2 separate regions of the Homo sapiens genome follow, and region 1 is linked to region 2. Evidence: chromatin contacts called from ENCODE Hi-C or POLR2A ChIA-PET data. All regions are on one chromosome and are shown on one strand. Each heading gives the region's core, a stretch centred on a gene start or an enhancer-like site at or near the end of the contact. The rest is flanking DNA. Distances are from core to core; before and after follow the strand shown.

What was found. Hi-C counts contacts between places; a loop is a spot of excess contacts on that map. ChIA-PET counts read pairs that join two places held with the same protein, here RNA polymerase II (POLR2A). Pooled maps may share reads with other maps.
Region 1: a loop to region 2 is called in a pooled map, with 5 times the contacts of the local background. The contact joins the enhancer-like site here to the promoter of LRRC59 in region 2. A Hi-C loop is called at or near these places in 1 of 50 pooled maps. POLR2A ChIA-PET finds 5 or more read pairs at or near these places in 2 of 52 experiments (H1 and activated CD4-positive, alpha-beta T cell).

Annotation. Positions count from the first base shown.
Region 1 is chr17:58,337,995-58,341,929 of GRCh38, reverse strand. The region is part of intron 3 of TSPOAP1-AS1 (TSPOAP1, SUPT4H1 and RNF43 antisense RNA 1); the gene reads right to left. Among named protein-coding and RNA genes, the nearest start is that of MIR4736, 3.9 kb to the right of the region's middle. RefSeq lists enhancers at 2,073-2,122, 2,563-2,672, 2,803-2,862, 3,608-3,902, 3,873-3,935 and a silencer at 3,348-3,642. Within about 2 kb of position 1,654, at least 4 of the 41 ENCODE cell types and tissues checked have a DNase peak (open chromatin) inside an H3K27ac peak, as active enhancers do.
Region 2 is chr17:50,396,043-50,400,042 of GRCh38, reverse strand. LRRC59 (leucine rich repeat containing 59) reads left to right here and starts at 2,520. Exons shown (of 7, transcript NM_018509.4): 1 at 2,520-2,830. The coding sequence starts at 2,726. It overlaps LRRC59-AS1 (LRRC59 antisense RNA 1), which reads right to left. Exons shown (of 2, transcript NR_199069.1): 2 at 1,486-2,827. RefSeq lists a silencer at 2,474-2,543.

The sequences.
Region 1 (3,935 bases), core at 405-2,904, 7.9 Mb before region 2:
GGGTCTCACTTTGTCACCCAGACTGCAGTGCAGTGGCATGATCATGGCTCACTGCAGCCTCAACCTCCTGGGCTCAGTTGATCCTCCCACCTCAGTGCCTCAAGTAGCGGGGTCTACAGGCATCCACCACCACATCCAGCTAATTTTTATATTTTGGTAGAGACGGGGTTTTGTCATGCTGCCCAGGCTGGTCTCGAACTCCTGGGCTCAAGCCATCCACCCACCTCGGCCTCCCAAACTGCTGGGACTACAGGCATGAGCCACTGCGTCCGGCCTTTTATCTTGATCTTGATGCTAGTTATGTAGGTCAGTTCACTTTCTGGAAATATATTGTTATATACTTAGGATTTGTTCACTGTTATACTTCAAATAAAAAGTTTGCTTTGGCTGGGTGTGGTGGCTCACGCCTGTAATCCCAGCATTTTGGGAGGCTGAGGCAGGTGGATTGCTTGAGCTCAGAAGTTTGAGATCAGCCTGTGCAAAGGGCGATGCCCTGTCTCTACTAAAAATTTTTTTAAAATTAGCTGGGCGTGGTGGCACACGCCTGTAGTCCCAACTACTTGGGAGGCTGAGGCAGGAGGATCACTTGAGCCCAGGAGGTCACGGGTGCAGTGAGTCCCAGTTGTGCCACTGCACTCTAGCCTGGGCAACAGAGCAAGACCCTGTCTCAAAAAAAAAAAAAAAAAAATCAAATACAATAATTTAGGCAAAAGCAATTTGAGAGTTGTAAACTATGTAAGGAATTGTCATTATCCAAGGTTGCCTATCTCTAGGTAAGTTCTAGATAGGTGTGACAAGAATTTCATCCTTCCAGCATTGTTGGGTAATGGTAATAGGTGTTCCACCACATATATCATACATAAATACATCAAAACTGAATCAAAACAGAAACATTTTCCTTCAAGCACCAGGGCTTTTTTTTTTTTTTTTTTTTTCCAAAGACAGGGTCTTGTTCTGTTTCCCAGGCAGGAGCGCAGTGGCACGATTGTAGCTCACTGAAGCCTCCAGCTCCTGGGCTCAATCAATCCTCTCACTTCAGCTCCTAGAGTATCTAACAATACAGGTGCGCACCACTCCACCCAGCTCATTTTGGGGGTATTTTTGGTATTTTTTGTAGAGACAGGGTTTCAAATTCCTGGCCTCAAGTGTTCCTTCGGCCTCAGCCTCCTAAAAGGCTAGGATTATATGCGTGAGCCACTGTGCCTGGCCAAGGTTTTTTTAAAATTTTAATCTTTATGTTCTCGTTTTTTATAAGATAAAGTTTGGTTTGGGTTTTTTTTTTGTTTTTTTGTTTGTTTTTCTGTGGTTCTTTTTTTTTAGACAGGGTCTCACTATGTTGCCTAGACTGGCCTTGAATTCCTGGGCTCAAGAGATTCTCCCGCTTCAGCCTCACAAGTAGCTGGGACTACAGGCATGTGCCACTACACCTAGCTTAAATTTTTAAAAATGTGTTATATACTTCCTTGCTATTTGGATACAAGATTCTGAATGTGATTTAACCTGATTTGGTTCAAAGTCATTGTTGTAAACCTCCATTTTTGTATCATGTGGTGAAATGGTTCCGGGACTGACTCTTTTTCTACCTCTTGGATTCATAGCAACCTGTCAGCTGTCACTTCTGTTGCTCATGTGTGGCTGTCCCCCTTCCAGTCTTGTCTGACCTAGGAGAACAGACAGCCACACTTGGTAAAAATTGCTATAGGTTGCACCAATAAGGTTTAGACTGGGGAGAAGAGCACATGGCTGCCTGCCTCAGTCTTGGGGTTTCGAGGCCTTCACCAGTGGGAAGGTGAAATGCAGAGTCTACAGAGGAGTGAAGGCAGACCACAGAACATTAGGACTGGGGGAGTCATGACTTAGGCCAGCCCCTCACTTTTTAGAGGAGAGGACTGAGCCCCAGAGACTGGTCAGCTTGACTTCAGGAGCGGGTCGCTGCTACTTTGTATGTCCTACACTGCCTAGCTCAGTACCTCTTGTCTAAAGATGCTGTGTTTCTCTGCCATAAGATCCCAGGAAGCGGGAACTGAGTGCAGAGAACACTCTGCCTTGTGCTGCTGGTACCAGCATGCCAGATCCTCTGAGAAATAGGATGGAAAACATTTCCCCTCTATGCCTTGGCACTCCCCCATTCTCAACCCTCTGCCTTCCGGGTAGAGGGCAGACATTATGTTGTCCCGATAGGGAACTTGAAGTCCAAGGAACTTTCCTTGGGGGTCTATCTATGGCGGATAGAGGCCTGGGCCTCTAAGAGAGAGCTGGCCTAGCCCATTTTGAAAGCCCCTGTGTGCTGCTTCCGGCCTATGCACTCTTCTTCCTGCAAACTGAGCTCTTGTGTTACAGAGTGAGCGTGAGGGAAGGGAAGGAGCAGCTTCAGACAGCAGGGTAGGGGGACCTCAGTTTCTCTCCAAAATGGATCCCTCATCCCCTTTCCAAACCCAGCAACTACCACCCTTTCAACCCCTTCCCCCATCCCGGAAAATACCTGGAAGGAAGTGAGCGCTCTGGGGCCACTAGCAGGAAGTGGGGGGTTAACTGTCACCTCATCCCTGGGGGCTTGAGTAGCAGAAGGCAGAGGGGGAAATGCAAATCCATGCTTGGGAGGGAGAAGAACTCCTGAGAGGAAGCAGGTGGCAGCCAGAGCCCAGACTTCCTCCTGGGCCAGTGGTCCCAGCAGGGGCTGGAGAGGCCTGAGGCAAGGGAGTTATCACAGGCACTGAACAAGACAGCAGTCGGCCCACCCTGTGCAGGCAGCTGCAGCACTTTCTCTGGTCAGCTGAGTAGACTCACTTCCTCTGCCCTGCACCCCAGAGAGGCCGGGAGATGGAGGGCGGGGTCTCAGGAGGAGGGGTGGGGCATGGTCTGGATTCATGGAAGGTGAGGAGATGCAGGAGAAATGAAGGGGGGTATGTCCCTGGGGAATCAGCTGGAGGCAGGCAGGCATCAGTCTCTTCTGCTTTTGCTTAGGGACTAAGATTCAGGAATCCCTCTGGCCTTGGCACCTCCCCCTACCTTGTTCTAGACACCAGGGGCCAAAATTGAGAACCACATGATATCCTTGCAAAGGGATCGTTTATAGCACCTGGAAACAAGAATCTAAGAAGCAGCCTTTGGCCTTGTGCCTCTACACTAATCATCTATTACATCCCTATGGCAATTTCCAGGTTCAAAATGGGCCACCTCTATTATTGCATTTGACCCTCAGTGCCATCCCACGAGGCAATATTATTCCCCTTTCACAGATGAGAAAACTGAGTTTCCATTACATCTCTCGCCCACAGTCAGTGGCCTGGTGAAGCTGCACTGGTGCTTCAGCCTTTCCCCTTGCACAACGCTGCTGTCCCTATGGCCTCCCTTCAGTTCTCCATGGCAGATGGGGATCCAGGGCCCATAACTGGGGCAGGGGCATGGGGGTCCTCCAGGTTTCCCTTTTTCTTCCTTGAACCCCATCCAGCCTGCAGGTGGGGCTCTGGGGTTGCAGGTCCACTGACCTTAGTAACAAAGGCTCCTTGGGGGTGAGGGCTTCCATGCCTCCTGTGTTCACCCACCCTGGGACCCCTCGAAGAGGTGCCGGGACCCCTGACACCCACCCCCATTTTGTCCCAGGCTTCTCACCTCCCCCTCCCCAGAGCCGCAGCCCCATGACGCAGCCAGCCGCTGTTGCCCCATTGGCCCGCCCTAGTGCATTTGCCCTTATTTGGCCAGGCCAGCTCCAGGCTGGGTCTCCACCCCCGGCCCAGCCCCCGCAGGCCTGTCTCTCTCACTTCGTCTTTTTGAGGTTTGGCTCTGGGGCTCTGGGGCTCTGGGGCCCTGGCGGGCGTCACTTCAAACGCACTTTCTGGTTGAGTCACTTTTTAACGGCTCCAGTGCTGTGAGCTGCTGCTGCTGCTGGGTCCCTGGCCTTGGGGGCCAACCCTCCCCCATTTGACTGCTTAATA
Region 2 (4,000 bases), core at 1,271-3,770:
CCCTACACTACAGGCCATACATTTCAATCCCTGTATCTTTAACCTCCTTGTTAAGTTTGTCTGTTCCAGAATCGAAGCTGTAAAACTACAAATGGTTCTTTAAATGGAGCCCCAGATGCGGTCCATGACTAAGATCTACCGTGGACCCCTGGACCAGTCTGCTAGCCCATGCTGTGATGTTGGTGACATCAAAAGCAACCCTCCCGAGGAAATCTCAACTGCACAACCCCTACTATGCCCCAATTTAGCAGGAAGCAGTTAGAGCGGTCATCGGCCAACCTCCCCAACAGCACTTGGGTTTTCCTGTTGAGGGGGGCACTGAGAGACAGGACTAGCTGGATTTCCTAAGCCAACTAAGAATCCCTAAGCCTAGCTGGGAAGGTGACCGCATCCACCTTTAAACATGGGGCTTGCAACTTAGCTCGCACCTGATCAATCAGGTAGTAAAGAGAGCTCACTGAAATGCTAATTAAGCAAAAACAGGAGGTAAAGAAATAGCCAATCATCTATCGCCTGAGAGCACAGGAGGAGGGACAATGATCGGGATATAAACCCAGGCATTCGAGCCGGCAACAGCAACCCCCTTTGGGTCCCCTGCCATTTTATGGGAGCTCTGTTTTCACTCTATTAAATCTTGCAACTGCACACTTTTCTGGTCCGTGTTTGTTACGGCTTGAGCTGAGCTTTTCCTTACCGTCCACTACTGCTGTTTGCTGCTGTCGCAGACCCGCTGCTGACTTCCACCCCTCTGGATCTGGCAGGGTGTCTGCTGGGCTCCCGATCCAGTGAGGCGCCCATTGCTGCTCTGGATCAGGCTAAAGGCTTGCCATTGTTCCTGCGTGGCTAAGTGCCTGGATTTGTCCTAATTGAGCTGAATAGAGCTATAACACTCATTGCATGGCCCAAGATTCCATTCCTTGGAATGCGTGAGGCCAAGAAACCCAGGTCAGAGAACAAGAGGCTTGCCGCCATCTTGGAAGTGGCCCGCCACCATCTTGGGAGTTCTAAGAACAAGGACCCCTGCCACCCACCCCCCGTAACAATTGCACTTACTTTATTTGGTGTTCATAGTTTCCCTCTGAGACAAGATTTTTTATTTTTTATTTTTTTAGAGATGGGGTCTTGCTATGTTGCCCAGACTGGTTTTGAACTCCTAGCCTCAAATAATCCTCTCATCTTGGCCTCCCAAGTATTGGGATTACAGGTGTGAGCTATCCTGCTCGGCCCCTCTGAGATAAGCTTTAATATCCCTATTTCAAAATGAGTAAACTGAGGTTTGGAGTGGGTAAAGTGCTTCCTTCCTTCATTCATTCATTCATTCATCCATCCATCTATTCATTTATTCAACAGACATCTGAATGAGTAGCTACCCTGCATCAGGGTATGCCAACTCTGGGCATACGAAGATGATTAAGACAAAAATCCCTGTCCTCACAGTCCAGAATGAAGGACAGACACATAAAGATGAGTATAATACAAGGTGGATCATGAATTGTAGCTAATATTTATTGGGTACTTACTAAGTGCCAGTGACTGCTGTAAGCTCTTGGTGTGTTTTACTCCTTCAGTTCTCCCCAACCTCTGTTAGCTACATGTCTCATAGATTGATTCATAGATAAGACTGAAGCCTGGTGATTGTCTACGGTTTTATAAGTAGCAAGTGGCAGAGCCAGGATGAATACCCAGTGGATAGGTATTAGTGCCAGAGGTCCCACTTGGCCATCAAGCTCTACTGTCTCTGATGATAAAGTAGCAAACAGGGACCTAAGTTGGTTGGGGGGGGCGCTAACTCAGTCTGGCATTCACGGTGTTCAGGGGAGATTTCCTGAAGGACTAAGGAATTAGCTAGACAGAGGTGAGTGGGGGGGAGGGAGGGCCATCGCTGGGGAGGGCCAGACGTGGGAGCCACCTCCTGGAAATCTACACAGCATCTAGGCCAGGCAGGGACTGGAGCGTGTGAGGAAGCTGCGAAAGCAGGCAGGACCCAGCTTCCAAAGGAAAGTGGTCCGTATCCTAGAGGTAGCTGCAAGTTTGAAGGGTTTTACGTAGGGGAGAGACTTGGCCAGATTTTTAGAAAGATCACCGGGGAGCTGGGTGAAAGTGGATGGAAGGACAGAGACAAGCACTGAGGCAGTGAGTGGGGAGGAGAGAGGAGAAATTCAGGAAGAAGAGTTTTCCCCATGATGGTTATTCGGGGGTTAAGTAGAGGACAGGGAGCAGTTTTAGAGGACACCCAGCTTCTGCTCCTAATCAGGGGGATTGGGGTGATCTGATGAGGTCAGTATTGGATGTCAACCCAGTCTTCTGGCGCCCAGTCCGTGCCCTTTCGCCTCGTGGCACTGCCAGCAATAATGCCCGCGGGCCACGGGTGAACGTGAACCGAGCTCGCAGCCTCCAACCCCACCCCTCCGGCGGCGGCGACGTGCAGTGCATCACCCTGGGCACCAGGGGGCGTGCCCGCACACGCTCGGGCCGCTCTGGCCCAGCCCATCTCAGTGGTCGCGGAAGGTGACGTGGACACGGAAGTGGTCGTCGTCGCGGCACCGGTGGGAGCTAGGCGCGAGGCTCGGAGTGCGGCCAGCGGGCGGAGGCGGTCTCGCATCGGCGGCGACGGAGGGCTCAGGCGTCGTCGTTTGGGTGGGGGGCCGCTGAACTGACAAGCGACATTTCAGCTCCTTTCACCCGCCGGAACCCCGGAGCCGGGGCCCGCTCAGCCGGCGTTACCATGACCAAGGCCGGTAGCAAGGGCGGGAACCTCCGCGACAAGCTGGACGGCAACGAACTGGACCTGAGCCTCAGCGACCTGAATGAGGTCCCGGTGAAGGAGCTGGTCAGTATCGTCCCGCGAGGCCCAGGCGCCCACCTTCGCCGGGCGCTGGCCCCTACGTGGGCCACTTACTTTCCTCTTCTCTAAAAGCATCAGTTTCCTTTTCTTTAAAAAGAAGCGGGGTGGTGGGACTAAGTCCCCTAGGAGGCCGCGTCCAGCCCAAGGTTCTTCCCGGGATGTACACGTGTCACTTTGGCGCAGTTCCAGAACATAGGGAAGATCTGCTTCTCTGGCCCTAGGCTTTTTACAGGCTAAGAAGCGAATCTGTCACCTTTGCGGGGCTTTCACAGCGCCCACCTCCGTGCCCGACTCTGAGTAGGAGCACACGGAGCAGTTACTGGATGTATTCGAGAATGAATGAGTGACTTGTTCCAGGGGAGTAGGCCTCCTGGTAGACCTGGGTGTGGCCCAGAACCTGGCTCTTCTAGGAAGCTGGCAATTCCAGCTGGCTGCCCGAGCCCTGAGGCAGCCTAACTCGAAGAAAGTAAAGTCTCCCCCCAGCTTGGCTGGTAAACTGTCATCTGAATTCCGCTGAAACTGGCGGGAGTCCCTTTCGCCCCTCTCTCCCCCAACCTTTCCCCTGTAAACTGAAGCTTACAGCTCCAGAGAGATAGCAGGCATCTAGTTTTGTCAGCGTGGAGCTAGTTCCCACATCCCTCCTTTTCCCACTCCGTTCCCCCTCCCACCCGCGCCAACGCCCTACTAGACTCACTTTGGGTGACCCACACTTTGCTTTCTGCCGTTGATAAATTACATTTGCCTTGGGCGCTGGGCCCAGTCTTTCTTCCACCGTGGACGGGTATTACAGTGGTTAGAACCGGGTTCCTAGCTCCTCCCAGCTCCATTGCTTAATAGCCGAGTGCCCTTGGCAAGCTAGTTAGCCTTTATGCCTAGATCTCCTCATCTATACAATGGTGATAATAGTTTCCATCTCATACGCTTATTGGGAGGTTAAATACCATTGTAATGGAAAATGCTTGGAAGGAGCAAATACTGATACTTGTAGCTGTTGTTGTGTTTTTCCCGCTGTAGTATTTAAAACTTTTTTAGGTGGTCAAACTTCACTTTTACGACTTTGTGACAGAAAGTGCAGGTTGCCAGAGGATCCTTAACTGAATATATGCCTCCTTTTCTACCCCAGGAAGATAGATGGCCAGCCTTATTTCACCCTGC